2 separate regions of the Homo sapiens genome follow, and region 2 is linked to region 1. Evidence: chromatin contacts called from ENCODE Hi-C data. All regions are on one chromosome and are shown on one strand. Each heading gives the region's core, a stretch centred on a gene start or an enhancer-like site at or near the end of the contact. The rest is flanking DNA. Distances are from core to core; before and after follow the strand shown. Region 1 holds the start of NUF2 (NUF2 component of NDC80 kinetochore complex). Region 2 holds the start of SLC19A2 (solute carrier family 19 member 2).

Region 1 (7,548 bases), core at 2,578-5,077:
TTTGGGAAGGAGGACTTTGGTTGAATAGATAGATGAGAAACCACGTGCTTCTCTTTTACATTTGAGGGCCACGGAGCTTAACAAGACCAATCCTAATAATTAATTCTCAAAGCAAGGCATATAGGCAACATCATCAGCAGAAGCTATATATAAACAACAGTAATATAGGGCATAAAAAATTGTATTCAGTTTTGACATCCTATTCATTACATATATAGTGAGATGGCTAATAAGGTTGTAGATGCAAATAGAAGAGAGAAAAAAAACTGAGTAAGAATAGATGATATAATTGATAGGAAATCCTATCACCAGAGTGAGAATTTTAAGAAAACAAAAAACCATTTCTCCTAATGTCTTCACGTAGTGAGTTATTCCTACCTGTGTCCCCCTAGCGTAGTAGTTCTCTAACTTTATCACCAAGGGCACATCTGGCAATGGCTGAAGACATTTTTGATTGTCAGCACAGGAGTGTGGGTGCAACTAGAATCTAGTGGATAAAGACCAGGGATGCTGCCAAACATCTTACGATGTATAGGGTGGCCCCCAACAGCAAAGAATTATCCAGTTCAAAAGGTCAATAAATGCTGATGTTAAAAAACCCTGTACCTGTAATCTCAGCACTTTGGGAGGCCAAAGCATGTGGATCGCTTGAGCCCAGGAGTTTAAGACCAGCCTGGGCAACATGATGAAACCCTATCTCTACAAAACACATAAAAATTAGCCAGGCATGGTGGCCTATGCCTGTAGTCCCAGCCACTTGGGAGGCTGAGGTGGGAGGATCACTTGAGCCTGGGAAGCAGAAGTTGCAATGAACTGAGATCGCACCACTGCACTCCAGCCTGGGTGACAGAGACCCTGTGTCAAAAAAAAAAAAAAAAAAGAAAGAAAAGAAAAGAAACCTTGTCCTAGAGCCTTGCATTTACCCCTGTTATAATACTTGTTACAATGTACTGGAATTATGTTTAAAGAACTCTGACACCACATTGTGAGATTCCGGTAAGTAAGGATCTTTTCATTTTCTTCATATCTCTCCCTGTAACCACAAAAATAGCAGTAGTAACAGCAAGAGAGAAATGAGCAGCAATAGCAGCCACTGTTATTGCTCTCAGCCACTCCCTTAAATACCTGTTGTGTTACCTTCAGATCCCCTACTCTCCAGTGAAGCAAAATGATCTCGGAGACCCAATGTGAATATATTCAATTTTGCAAACAAATTGAAATGGGCCACAATTCTGACAATCTATTTCTTTAGGCTCCTAATTTTTTTAGAATTTTAGGGTTAAAAAGGGGAGCTTTGGCAACTTGCCTAACCTCTAATAAATGGAAGCAATTCTAAACAACCACTAACAAATAACTTCCCAATTCAACTTGAACATGTGACAACATCACAGAATTCACTCTCAATGCAACTTTTTCCCACTTTATTATGGTTCCAAATTAAATAACTCTTCCTCATAGTGTGTGGAAATATGTTTTGTGGTAATTTTACCTCCTGGTCCTATGTAGTCACTGCAACTAAATAGAATATATTAATCTCTGTTTACATGACACCATTTTCAAAAACATGAAGAAAGCTATTACACCTCTGCTAAGCCCTCCCTTCTTTAAAGTAAGTATAATTTCTTTATGTATGGCTATATGTAACTTCAAAATACTCCTTATATGACATTGTTTTAGAAACTACCATCTTATTCATCTTCCTCTAACACACACTATTTTGTAAATGTCTTCTTAAAATGTAGTGCCCAAACTGAACACGACACTCCAGATATGGTTGGTCTAGGGCACAGTATAATGGCCTCTGCTGTAGCACTTACTGATCAACTGAAACTCCAAGAACTTCATCATGACCGTCTTGCATCAAGGCGGCTTCTCCCTGTTCTTTTTTTCCCCCTTTCCCTCTCTTTTTTTTTGGTCACCATCTGCTGTGTCACTTGTGTTCTTGTTGTATAAATTGATTATTTGAAACTTAAGCAAGGATTTGTACTTTCTACTATTAAATTTCATGATTGCAAGCTTTCCTTTTAGAGCTAGGACGTTTTGTCTATTTTTTTTTCTTTGAGGCAGGGTCTCAGTTTGTCATCCAGGCTGGAGTGCAGTGTGGCACAATCACAGCTCACTGCAGCCTCGACCTCCCAGGCTCAAGCTATCCTCCTGCCTCAGCCTCTCAAGTAGCCAGGACGACAGCAGGCACACACTACCACGCCCTGTTAATTTGTGTGTGTGTGGAGATAGGGTCTCACTATGTTGCCCAGTCTGGTCTTGAACTTCTGGGCTCAAGTGATCCTCCCACCTCAACCTCCCAAAGTGCTGGGATACAAGCATAAGCCACCTTGCCAGGCCACAGAGCTGGGATCTTTTGGAATCCAGATTCTGATGCATCACATATTAGATGTTCCCTTCAGCATAAATATGCATTCTACATTTTCATCTAAGTCACAGCCTTAAAAACTGTTCATAAAAGGACTGGACCAAAGAAAGACTTCAGAAAAAGTCACTTTTCCAAAAAAGCTGCATCTGAATTAGAGAGTATTGCAATAGAAAGCGTAGGTGTAAAGTATCTTCATAATTATTATCACTTGTTCCTCTCTTCTCTAATGTTTGGCACTCTGCTATCAGATTAATCCTTATAAAAACACTTAACGCATCATATAATATTTGTATGAAAATACTTCAATTACTCACCTTACCCACCACATCAAATTCAAATTTTTCTGCTAGGCTTCTAAACCCTTTAATAATTGAATGAAATTTCTGCTCCAAGTTAGTCTCCTAACTTTCCCAAACTTCCAGTATTTCCTTTTGGAACCTCCTCCAATATCCAAATTCTATCATTCTTTCGAAGTACAATTTCAGTTACAATTTATTCATTAACGAGAGATGAAGACACTTTCCAACTACATAGTTTGAGCTCCTAGGTGGGATAAAGTATATAAATGACTTAATATATATGCAGTAATACTCTGTCTAACGAGTAGCAAAGATTAACCTATAATTACTCATCTGGTTTCTCATTTATTTGCAGCACCACGATGCTGAGCAGAGTGAGTAGGTACTAAAAGTACTCTGTTAAATTTTACACACTTCGTTTTGTTAAAATAAACTATTTGTGGACATCACAGTTCCACGAGGCAGAGATTAAACAAAAATAAACAGAAATGGCTCCCAACTTCAATGAATTAAGTAAAACGTTCCTTGAACTTTTAAAAGGAACAATGATGGCGTTATGCATGCGTAGTGCTATATATGCGCTGCTCTTTTCCTTTGAATTTTGGATTAGGTGTGATATTTTTACCTTTTCATTCATGGTTTTGGATTTGGTTAAGAAACGTTTGGCAACGGAGATGTGTAAAAAGCTGACAAGCATCTGCAGCCAAATAAACCACATTACCACCGCCTTTCCAAAAATCACACATAAATGTATGCCTAACTTGAACAATTTCAGCTCAAGCTCGTCTTCTTCGGTCTATGCTGCACCAGAAAACACCCGTTAGTTTAGTAGGAACTGAGCTCTGGTTGTTTCTGGGACTAACATCAAATAAAAAGTAACGACGGGCCCGCCCCTCACCTCCCAGGCTCTGGTTTCTTCCGCCTCCTCCCACCGCTGAGCACGACGAAAACACCGCCAGGCCCAGCGTCCCGGCACCTGCCCGCGCCTTGGGATGGAGAAGGCGTCTGTCTGCAGGCTTCCTTCCTCCGTCCTCTCGCGCTCACCTACAGTGCCGGCCGCCGACAGGAAGACGGCGAGTTCGGGGAGCAGCTACAAGCAAAGTCAAAAATCAGCAAACGTCAACCGTCATCACTTTTCAAACTTGCCGCCTCCTACTGGAAGTCCCGCCCCATTCCGCCAAGCCCACGTCCAACCGCGACGGATGCCGGTTGGGCTCAAGAGACGCCAGGCAGGTGGGACTGGAGTTGTCATGGAAGGGGCAGGGCGCAGGGCGGAACCATTGCTCGCGGAGCTGGCGTCGAGTCGGAACCTCGGACTGCAGGAAGTGGGAGCACCGCGGTTTCGGGGAAGAGACCGGGGTTGAGCGTCTAGCCCATCTCTGCGTGACTTCCGCCAGCGTTTAGAGCGTTTTCGGGGTCCGAGTTGAAGAGCAAAACCAAGTGAAGGAAACTTCACTAAGTTCAGGGTGACAAGGGAGGAAGTACAGAGGTAATTTATAGAATTCCAGAGTAATAATAACTTGTTGAACATTGATTATGTGCCGGGTTTTGTTAGATGCTTATAAGCATCATCTCATTTAGACTTCATTAAAGGGGAGAAAAGGGATAGTGGAGAGATACTATCATCCCCTCAGGTGAGGGCTCTGAATCAGAGAATGCAGTTCTCTGCGCACAGTAGTTCACAAGTAGCATAGCTGGGATATGAACACACATCCTCTGACTCTGTGCTCATAAGCACGACTTCAAGAGGTGGAAGGAACATAACAGTTCATCTGGTCAAATCCTCTCGCTTTCACCGATATGAAAACTGGACTCAGAGAGAAGTGATTTGTTAGAAGTTATACAGTAAGTGGGACTGTAAAGTAGAAACCAGGTCTCCTGATTTTAGCTTCTCCCTCTTCGATCAGTGCTTTTCACCTCTGAACTGTTCCCCAAATTTGCACATTCCTGAGTGAGTTGCATTCTTCAGATAAGGGGCCCTGAAATCTGTATTTTTTTACATGGTATTTTGTTTGTTTGTTTTGGCAAGAGTGGAAACACTGCATTTAACACAAGTTAGGAAGCCATGGCAGGCCTGGTTGTCAGGGGAGAAAGCCATTAAGTTTTATTGAGGTTTGGGACAGGAGAAGACGTAATAGGACTTGTATCTGGTCACAGAGTAGAGCATCATCTGGTGACAGTCGTGTGTTGGATGGGGAACCTGAACTGAATTATGTGAAAAAAGTGCTAGAAAGGTTGTATTGAATGTAGACACAAATTCCGCTGCTTTGTCCTGTCCTGAAGAACTAAACCTATTGATAGTGAAGTCTATACCAATTCTAAATAAAAATACATTTCATATCATTAGTTCAGGGCTTTTGTCTTTCCTTTCAATGTCTATTTACTGATGTAAGTCTCAAAGTCGGAATCTAGTAAGACCCAAAAGGACATTAAGAAAATAGATTTTAAAAAAATATTAGAGTCAGTGAGGAAAGCAGAAAAAAGAGACCTGTCTCATTGACACTTGCCAAATCAAATTGATTACTGATACATGCATAATTTCCACCAAATTATATGTCCTTAGAGGCAGGGAAGGGAACCATAGCGTAGTGACTGAGAGCACATCTCTACGGTCAAAGGGAGTTGGATTGAAATCCCTGATCACACCATTTACTACCTAGGTGGACTTAGGCGAGCTATTTAACCTAACTGAGCTCGTTTCTGCATCTTTAAAATAGGGTGACAGTTCTATCTGCTTTATACGGTATCATGAAGATTAAGTGAATTAGTTCCTGTAGAGTGCTTAATTAAGTGCCTGGCAAAATTGTGAGTACTTGAAAAGTATTAGCTGTTATTTTGACTATTATTATTTATACATGGTCCCTAGGAAAATACCTTGCAAGTGGCAAGTGCTCAACAAATGTCTAAATTGTCGTTGAGAATCTAGAAAAAAAACCAAGCGATTTATGTGAAAGCCAAGATTAGAATGGACCATGGAGAAAGAGAAAAATGAGGCAAAGGAAGAAAAGAGCAAGACAACCATTTTGTTATATCAACAATAAATATTGTTTATTTGGGGGTTAATATTACTATTGATGTGATAAATTGAGTTATATTAGAAGTAAATTATTTATTTAAAAAATGAGTGTTTATTCAAATTACCTTAATTAGAAGGTTAAATCTGACTTTTTAAAACTTTTAGTTGCCTGATACTGGTCAGTGTAAGGTAGAAGGTGGAACATCAGAATTCTCAACCTAGACATTAGTCTAAGAGTTTTGTTATCACCCATAAAAACACAGACTATTGCAGAAAACTTTAGTATTCTTTCTGATTGTAGCATCATAATTTTGTACCCTCACATGTGCTACATTTGCCCTACTATTTCATTTTCCCTGACAGCCCTCCTGCTAATACCTCCCTTCACAGCCTAGACTGCATGGTTTATCAGCATCCAAACTTCCTGTGTCTGATGCCTCTGACCCAGGTGCCTGTCAAAATCTTATCCGTGCATCTTGTCTATAAATTCTTAGCTGGAAACACTGGAGAAAATGACACAAAGTGATATATGACAGATTGTCAGTCTCCATCTTCAGCTCTTTCCCTGATTCCTGACAATCCTTTAATTTATCATCAGTAATTTCCCTGTCCTGTAACTTTCAGTGATTTCTCACAAACTTTACCCTTTCTTCATTCCTCTTCCCAACCTAAATTCCTCTCTTTAATAGAAAGTGACCAGAGTGGTCTTAAAGGTGTGTTTCAAGCACATAACACATTCGTATGCATCTGCAATTTGTTGTGTCTATTGCCTTTCTAATTTTAATTTCATGTTCCTTTTCTAGACTGCACTTTAAATTCTGGATGACAGACCTATCAGGACTGAGTGGACCTTTGAGTGACAAGATGGGGGTGTTCCAAAGAGACCATGGCAGCCTGCAGCTAGGACTTTAATGCAAGTGGTGATGCTGTGATATCTAGTGCTTTAAACAAATCTCTTTTTTTAAGTGACAGGGTTTCCAAATTGTTATTTCTACTTTAACAGATCAATAGGGACAAAAAGTTGATTCACTTGGTCTAATGTGGTAGGAATAGGTGAAATACTAAGACTGGATCCTACACTCTACTTCCCATCAGGCACCCATTCTTATGAATAGAGATTCCATAGGGGCCACACACAATCCCAGTACTTTTTTCCCAGTTAATTGAGAAAATTAAAGCCATCATACAATATATAACTTCCTCCCTCTCCACTTCTGTCAATGCCACATATATCCACCTGTCTTATTTGTCTGTCTCAGAAAATGAAATGTACTTCCTCCACCAATGTATGACCACTGTTTCTTGTTCTAGACCTCTCTTTTGCATTTGGTATCATTGATTAAACCCTCCTTGAAACTCGTTTTGCATTTCTCCCATCTTTTTCTACCTGTCTCATGCTTCTTGGGGGTCTTTTTTTCTCTGCCTACCCATTAAATAGTATTTCCCAAAGTTCCAACCTTGAGTTGTTTTCTGTCTGTATCTTCCCTGTGAGCACTGTCCACTCATTGTTTTAACCTATTTGCTCATGGATTCTAAAACTACTGCTATTCCTGACCTGTTCCTTGAAGTTCCGACTTTCGGGAGGCTCACGAGCCCTTCAAACTCTAATTTGTCCTTTGCTTTCATTTGTACTCCCAATTCTATCTCATCTCACTGCTTTCAGCCATAACTACTACCACCCCCACCTACACCGCCAAATCCATCTTGTAAGTAGCAGCCAGAATGACCAGTCTCAAATGTAAATCTATTTCACTTGCCTCCTTAAATTTCTAATCTTCCTCTGCAGTCACCTTCAAGATAGTCCAACTCCATGGCCTGGTGTGCTAGGGTCTTCATTATCTTGCCACTGTTTTCCTTCCCAG
Region 2 (7,548 bases), core at 2,206-4,705, 6.2 Mb before region 1:
GTGTTGGCAAGGATGTGGACAAATTGGAACCTTTGTACATTACTTATGAGAATGTGAAATCATGCAGCCTGTGGAAAACAGTTTGGCAGTTTCTTAGATAAACACAGAATTACCAAATGACACAACAATTCTACTCCTAGGTATATACCCCAAAGAAATAAAAATAAATATTCAAATACACACTTGCATACAAATGTTCATAGCAGCACTATTCACAATAGACAAAAGTAAAAATAATCCAAATGTTATCAATTGATGGATAAACAAAATGTTGTATATACACATATTACTTAGCCATAAAAAGGAACGAAGTACTGATACATGCTACAATGTGGATGAATCTTTAAAACATTAAACTAAGTGAAAGAAGCTAGACACAAAAGGTCACAAATTGTATGTAACCTCCAGAATAGACAAATCCATAGGCAGAAAGCATATTAGTGTTTGCCAGGGACTAAGGGGAGGAGGGAACAGGGAGTGACTGCTTAATGGGTATCAGTTTCCTGTAGGGTGGTGAAAATGTCTTGGAATTAGACAGAAGTGATGGTTTCACAATATTATGAATGTAGTAATGCCACTGGGTTGTACACTTAATTAATGGTTAATTTTATGTTATGTGAATATTGCCTCGATTTAAAAAATATATTCTATTTACCTTTGTGTTAGATTCCTATTGCTGCACAACAAATGAACAAAAATTTAGCGGCTTTAAAATATTACCACATCAGCTTAGCTCACAGTTCTGTAGATCCAGGTGGGCTTGAGTGGATTCTCTGCTTACGGTTTCGCAGACCAAAATTAAGATGGTGACCCGGCTGGGCTCTTCTCGGAAGAATCCCACTTCCAAGCTCATTTAGGTTTTTAGCAGAATTCAGTTCCTTATGATTCTGGGACTGATATCCTGATTCTCTGCTGGCTGTCAGCCAGGAGCCAGTTTCAGTTGCTATAGGATGCCCACATTTCTTGGTATGTAGCCCCCTCCAACAGCAGCACGTCAAATTCTTCTCATCCTTCAAATCTCTCTGACTTCCTCTTCTGCTCTTAGCAGACGGAAAATCTCTGCTTTTAAAGGGCTGTTGTGATTAGATTGGGCCCACCTGGAAAATCTCACATCTGTCATAAAACGTAACATAATAACAGGAGTATTGCCTCATCAAATTCATAGGTTTCACCTCACACTCAAATGGGTGGGGGTTATACAAGGGCAAGCGTCACTGGGGATCATTCTTAGAATTCTGCCTATCGCAATGACCTCTTAGACAAAAATAATAAGAAAACATCTACCCAATTCAAGGACAATTACTGTTTATACCCAACCTCATTGCCTATGTGATTTATACCAAGGAAAAGTTACAGAAGCAGTGATTTACAGATTAACGTGGTTCAGGTACCCAAGCCTCAGGGAAGGGATGGAAAGCTGTTTTTGTTATTGTTGTTTTGTTTTTTGAGACGAGTACTCGCGAGTCTCGCTCTCCGCTCACTGCAACCTCCGCCTCCTGGGTTCAAGTGGCTCTCCTGCCTCTGCCTCCCAAGTAGCTGGGACTACAGGCGTGCATGCCACTATGCCCGGCTAATTTTTGCATTTTTAGTAGAGACGTGTTTTCGCCATGTTGGCCTGGCTGGTCTGAGACTCCTGACCTCAAGTGATCCGCCCGTCTCGGCCTCCCAAAGTGCTGGGATTACAGGAGTGAGCCACCGTGACCAGCCAGAAAGCTATTTTTAATAAGTAGGCTTCTCTTTCCGAGGCCTCTCTGGCTTGCTTTCTCTTTCTTTCTTCTCTTCTACTAAAGCACTGAATGTAAATACAAAGCGATTGTCAAGAAGACCACCTGTTTTCTCTCTGTAGTCCTGATAAGAAGGGTTGGAGTTTAGGGGACTAGACAATTGAATAATATCGATTAGCAGTCCTCAAACATTTTGGTCTTAGGACCCTTGTTAGAGGTGCCCCAAAAATCTGTTGGGTTTTGTGGGTTATACTTATTGAAAATTGCCATATGGTAATAAATTAAACCTGGAAAGTCTTACAAACACAAGAATATACAAGCACGTATTCTCTCATCCTATAAAGCGATGATGTCATCAGACATTATATAGCCTCTGGAGTGGAAAAGGAAATAAAGACTTAGCATGGTTATGAAAATAGATTTGAGCTCGTGGAACCTCTGAAAGGGTCCCAAGGACCCCCAGGGCTTCCTCGACCACACTTTGAGACTCATTGAGATATGTAAATACTGCCAGTTGTATTTCTTCACAGATTAATCAACTCACAGATTTGGGTGCATTCATTTGTGCAGTCTTAGAAACAAATCTTTCCCTTTACCAGTATCTTATTCCATCTGGTAGACTCATTTCTGCTGCTGATGCTTGAAAAAAGTGTCATTTGCTACCACAGGAGGAAAACGGTGCTAGATGGATCATAACATACAGAAAAGCAAGATAGTTCCAAAATGTTTCCAAGAGCTTCTGGCAGGATCTGTCATTCTACAAATACTGCACAGGAAAAATTGCTTTAAATGCTGCATCTTTGCAGTAGAAAGATTAGGATTGAGCCAGGCTGTGAGTCAGGCAGAAAAAGGCACACAGAGGGGGATGAAAGAAAGCACTGGAGAGTCTTGTCATGCTTTGCCCTTGAAAACTATGCCAAGACCTCTTTTGTGTTTTTAAATGAAGAAATCCATCATGTTTTGTGATTGCTGTAATGACTCAGGATCTTCCACCTTCCTTTTAACTATAAACCGTAGCGTAGTTAGGTGTTTGTTTTCTTTGTATCATGCTTGCAAAAAGTGACGAAATAAAGTTAAAACCCTTTAACTGGGACTCCATTACGGTTCTGCTGTTCAGTGACCAGCTTGTTCATTATTCTCACAATATTATCTACTTTCTTCATTTCAGTCTGTCTCTTAGATCCTGGGCTTCTGATGTCTTTCCATGGCGGATGAATACAATTTAAAACACGAAAGCTGCTGGAGGAAAGGTTTAACGTTCCCCCTCCCCAAGGTGAAATCTTTGCCTGGCCTCAGTCACTAAGTCTCTCAGGAGCGGAAACTGAATGGACATTCCGGAGACGGTGAATAAGAATGATAAACGGTGGTTGGGGAGAACAGCGCGTTTCTTCCAGCGGAGGACTAGGCCCACAGGACGCATTCCCAACAGATGAGCGGAGCCGACAGCAAGTGTGCCACGAACGCCAGCTGGCCGCCTCACTAGAGAGAGCTCCGCCGCAAGCCGCCGCTTTTGGAGTGGAGTTCCACATGTCCTCCGCGCTTGAGCCCTGGGACGTCAGAGGCCTGGCGTGCTGCCACCGCCCCAGTTCACGTCGTGTGACCCACGACCAATGGAAGAGCAGGCAAGTATTCCCGGCGTCCGCTGTGATTGGTTCCCGGAGTGGAGGCGGTGGCAGAGGGTGGGCCTTAGGACGGGTCTCCCTTAAACTGGGCGATCAGGCAGCGACCCTAGAGGCGTCTGTAGGGTAAAGCTGGGGGTTCTGTAGCCGGAGGCGGCGGCGAGTCCAGAACGTCCTGGCCTTACAGGGAGAAGGCGTCACTCGCGGTTACAAGTGCCTGACCCTCACTCCAGTTGGCGGAGGAGGAGAAGGAAGGGGCCGGGCCGGGTCCCCTCCCCTCGCGCCCCGGATGGATGTGCCCGGCCCGGTGTCTCGGCGGGCGGCGGCGGCGGCGGCCACTGTGCTCCTGCGGACCGCTCGGGTCCGTCGCGAATGCTGGTTCTTGCCGACCGCGCTGCTCTGCGCCTACGGCTTCTTCGCCAGCCTCAGGCCGTCCGAGCCCTTCCTGACCCCGTACCTGCTGGGGCCGGACAAGAACCTGACCGAGAGGGAGGTACGCGCGGCGGACGCGGGGCGCGGGAAGGGCGGGCGACCGGCCTGCGGGTGGGCAGCGGAGGAAGAGAGGACCGAGAAAAGCGCTCGAGCCATTCTCGGCAGAGATTTCTGATTTTGCCAGTTGGAGGTCGGCTTCGTGCTCTTCTTTGTGTTCATGATTTTCTGTTTTCTTCGGCTCTGTAGGACGAGTCTCCTGCGAAGGGCTCAGAACACGCGTCCAGAGGCCCCGTGCCTTGTGCGTCAGGCAGTATGCTGATCGTGTTGTAATGTGGCTTAGCGTGACTGCCCAGACTGGTCCAGCAGTTCCTGCTGGGGGCGAGGGGGCAATATTTTGACAAAGAAGTGAAAACAGCAAAGTGTACTTTGGACACGGCTTAGTAAATATTCATTGACTGAAAGTAGGCAACCACTGCTTTTCTGAAAGGATCTTCCCTCTACCTCCTTCACCTGCTTCCTGTCCATACCTTACTTTGTTTGCATTTGGCAGAATGGGTGGGCTTAATCAAGTAAGGACAGGACAGAAGTACAGAACATCTTAATTTGTCTTGATTTTTAATTGGGTGAGGTTGTGTCCAAGGATATCCTGCCCCTCTCTACCTTAAGACCAACCTCCAGGGATAAAGGCAGATGGTGAAACATAATTGACTTTTAATTATAGTGTTTCTTGTATTGCGAATTGTTGCTTCACAGATGTTAGTTTTGCTTCTCAGATACAAGGTGATGTCTTTGAAGGCCTTCTGTGATGTTCAGGGTAATTGAGAGCACGTAGTCCATCATCAAGAGTTTCTTGCTGATTGATTTTTTCCCTAGATGAGGGCTTACAAATAAAGTACTTCAGAAGCGCATAGTGTACTTTAGAAATGTGCTGACCTATTTAAGTGCATGGTCAAAACCAGCACTTGATTTTTGCAGAAGAAAGACAATATATAAACTGAGAAAGAAATTAAACCCAAAGTACTTCCACAAAACCGAAATAAAGCCGATTCAACACCCTCTTCCTTGAATACAACAAAGGGTGAAAGCTGAGGTCTCATGTTCTTTTTCCTACTATCAGTCAAGGGGCCACTTGAGAGCTTTTTCTTTTTTCCTACACCTGTTCCTTCCACCCTGCCTCCTTGCCCCAGGTGCTGTAAAATACTCCTCCCATTTAAACCTTACTCTTCTCTATGTGGGTAGTAGTCAGTCACTTCTTTTGAGTAGCCACTCAGTAACCCTGCATAACAGGTCAGAACAAGAGATGGCACTACCGGAATCATTTGCACACTGGCGAGATATAGTTACTCATAGTTTGTTGTTTGCAGTTTGTTTGTTGCAATGCTCCGTCATTTTCAAGGGCACTTGAGAGAGAATTAAGAATCAGTATTGACTTACGTATTGAGGGTTTCACTTGAGAGTCTGACATTTGTTCACTTCTAGCAAGTATCACTGACTTTTTGCCTGGCCTTAAATTACCCTATTGACCTGCCAGTTGTGGGATGGAGTGGCTGGGCCGTTTCTCAGTCTTGTGGATCATTACATAAGCGACCGTAACAGTTATTCATAACCTATTTGAGTTTTAATACTGATTTAAAGCAATAATGTCAAAACAGCCAAATTTCATGACAGAATGATTTTACAAGAAAATTACTGCACTGATATGAGAAAGTATGATTCTGGAGACCCAAAACAACCACTGAATCTGAGGTGTAGCCACTGAGGCAGAATTGATACTGCTGTGAACAGCTGACCATTAAAGTTTCATGTGAACTGCCATGTGATCTGCACAGTTTGTGCGCCTTTCCGGATAGTGAAACACAGGGAGAGAAACATGTTCCCAGTGTTGATATTTGAAAGCTGATCTGTTTTGTCATGTGCTCTGGGTAGAAGGTTGCTGTGTGACGTGCTACCAAGATCATGTGCTCTGTCCTATCAGAAAGCTTTTCAAGGTGAGTGAAGTGTGTTCAGGGGGCACAGAAATAAAGCAGAGTTGCCAGGCGTAGTAACTATTTGCTGATTGTGTAACAAAAAACATAAGTGTACTTCTCTTATTGCAAATTAGTTGAGGAAAAGCGTGGGATTTGAAGAGAAATCTAGTAGTCTGGGGAAGGGGTGTCTTCTCAGAGGACCACCAAATCATGGCTGATTCTCCTCTGCTTACCTTGTGGCAAACCCTACGTTTTTTTGTATAACTAATAATTGAAATAAATAGAACAACTTATTCATTACTTACTGAATGCTTGTTTTTTGCCATGGACAGTTAAATAAAAAAAATTACATGATTTTTAAGCAAAGCTAATGCTAAGTCATATTCAGCGACATTTGTATTAAAGTTTGTATTTGCTCTTAGAAGACTGCAGAAGGGCCAAGTTGGTTTGAATAGAGCTATTGTTAACTAAATCCTAAAACAAAAGGAGAGGAGAAAAAGATTTCTTCTGTCTACTCTCAAAAGTTTTTTTCTTAGATTTCAGGAAAAGCATTAATTTTAAAACAGATACCAGTGTGTAAGTTTTAAGCAGGCTAAAATTTGACTGTATGTTAATAGTTGAAGGCCAGACTTTCAGTAAAACAGATCTTTATCTCTAAAAACTTTTTTATCCTTTCATCATTGTAGCATGTGTTTTGACAGACATTTACTACCTTTCTTAGATTTTTTTAAACATTCCACCTATTTTGCCTGATATTCAGAGCCTCACGAAGTTTGGTTTTTACCTCCTTGACAGCCTTATATCCTACTACAAACCTTCTTCCCCTTACCACTTCCACATAACCAAGCTCCATTCATATTAATCTAATAGTCTTAAGTCCAGCATATCCACAGTCTCATCTGTTGACATGTACTCAAAGACTTATTCTCTTCTTGGAATAATCTTCCCATATATATCTGTTGATATCTTTGTTAGCCTTTAGGTTTCTCATCCTTCAAGGTCCATTTTGAAGAAACAACCCTGTATTTCCTATTTCCATTATAAATACTGCATATATTATATATTCCTCACTAGGTTCAATACTCCTGGAGAGCTGAGGATCTCAGTTTATTTATTTAGAGACAGTCTTGCTCTGTTGCCCAGGCTGGAGTGCAGTGGTGCGATCTCGGCTCACTGCAACGTCTACCTCCCAGGTTTAAGCGATTCTCATGCCTCAGTTTCCTGAGTAGCCAGGATTATAGGCTTGTGCCACTACTCTCAGCTAATTTTTTATATTTTTAGTAGAGTCGGGGTTTTGCCATGTTGGCCAGGCTGGTTTTGAACCCCTGGCCTCAAGTGATCTGTCCAACTTGGCCTCCCAAAGTGCTAGGATTACAGGCATGAGCTACAGTGCCTAGCCTTATTTTATTCTTTTTTTTTTAAATTTTTTAATTTTAATTTTAATTTTTATTTTTTGAGATGGAGTTTCGCTCTTGTTGCCCAGGCTGGAGTGCAATGGCGTGATCTCGGCTCACTGCAATCTCTGCCTCCCAGATTCAAGTGATTCTCCTGGCTCAGCCTCCCAAGTAGCTGGGACTACAGGCACACGCCACCATGCCCGGCTAATTTTTTTGTATTTTTAGTAGAGATGGGGTTTTGCCATGTTGGCCAGGCTGGTCTCGAACGCCTGACCTCAGGTAATCTACCCACCTCGGCTTCCCAAAGTGCTGGGATTACAGGCATGAGCCACTGCGCCTGGCCATTTTATTCTTTTTGTCACCTCCGTGCTGGTTGAAAACAATGTTGTGCAAATAACTGCCTATTAGT

The links. A loop is a pair of places that touch in the nucleus more often than their neighbours do. Pooled maps may share reads with other maps.
Region 2: a map of naive thymus-derived CD4-positive, alpha-beta T cell shows a loop between it and region 1 (9-fold over the local background). The contact joins the promoter of SLC19A2 here to the promoter of NUF2 in region 1. A Hi-C loop is called at or near these places in 1 of 168 maps with a recorded cell type or tissue (naive thymus-derived CD4-positive, alpha-beta T cell), 1 of 37 single-sample maps with no recorded cell type and 5 of 50 pooled maps.

Annotation. Positions count from the first base shown.
Region 1 is chr1:163,318,233-163,325,780 of GRCh38, reverse strand. It overlaps NUF2 (NUF2 component of NDC80 kinetochore complex), which reads right to left and starts at 3,827. Exons shown (of 14, transcript NM_145697.3): 1 at 3,569-3,827. It overlaps LOC127814295 (a long non-coding RNA gene), which reads left to right and starts at 4,046. Exons shown (of 5, transcript NR_182654.1): 1 at 4,046-4,159; 2 at 6,490-6,599. It also overlaps a transcript of RGS5 not described here. RefSeq lists enhancers at 3,608-3,837, 3,878-4,087.
Region 2 is chr1:169,481,851-169,489,398 of GRCh38, reverse strand. It overlaps SLC19A2 (solute carrier family 19 member 2), which reads left to right and starts at 3,455. Exons shown (of 6, transcript NM_006996.3): 1 at 3,455-3,836. The coding sequence starts at 3,633. RefSeq lists enhancers at 3,021-3,090, 2,398-3,318, 3,101-3,350, 3,154-3,448, 3,991-4,050 and a silencer at 3,631-3,810.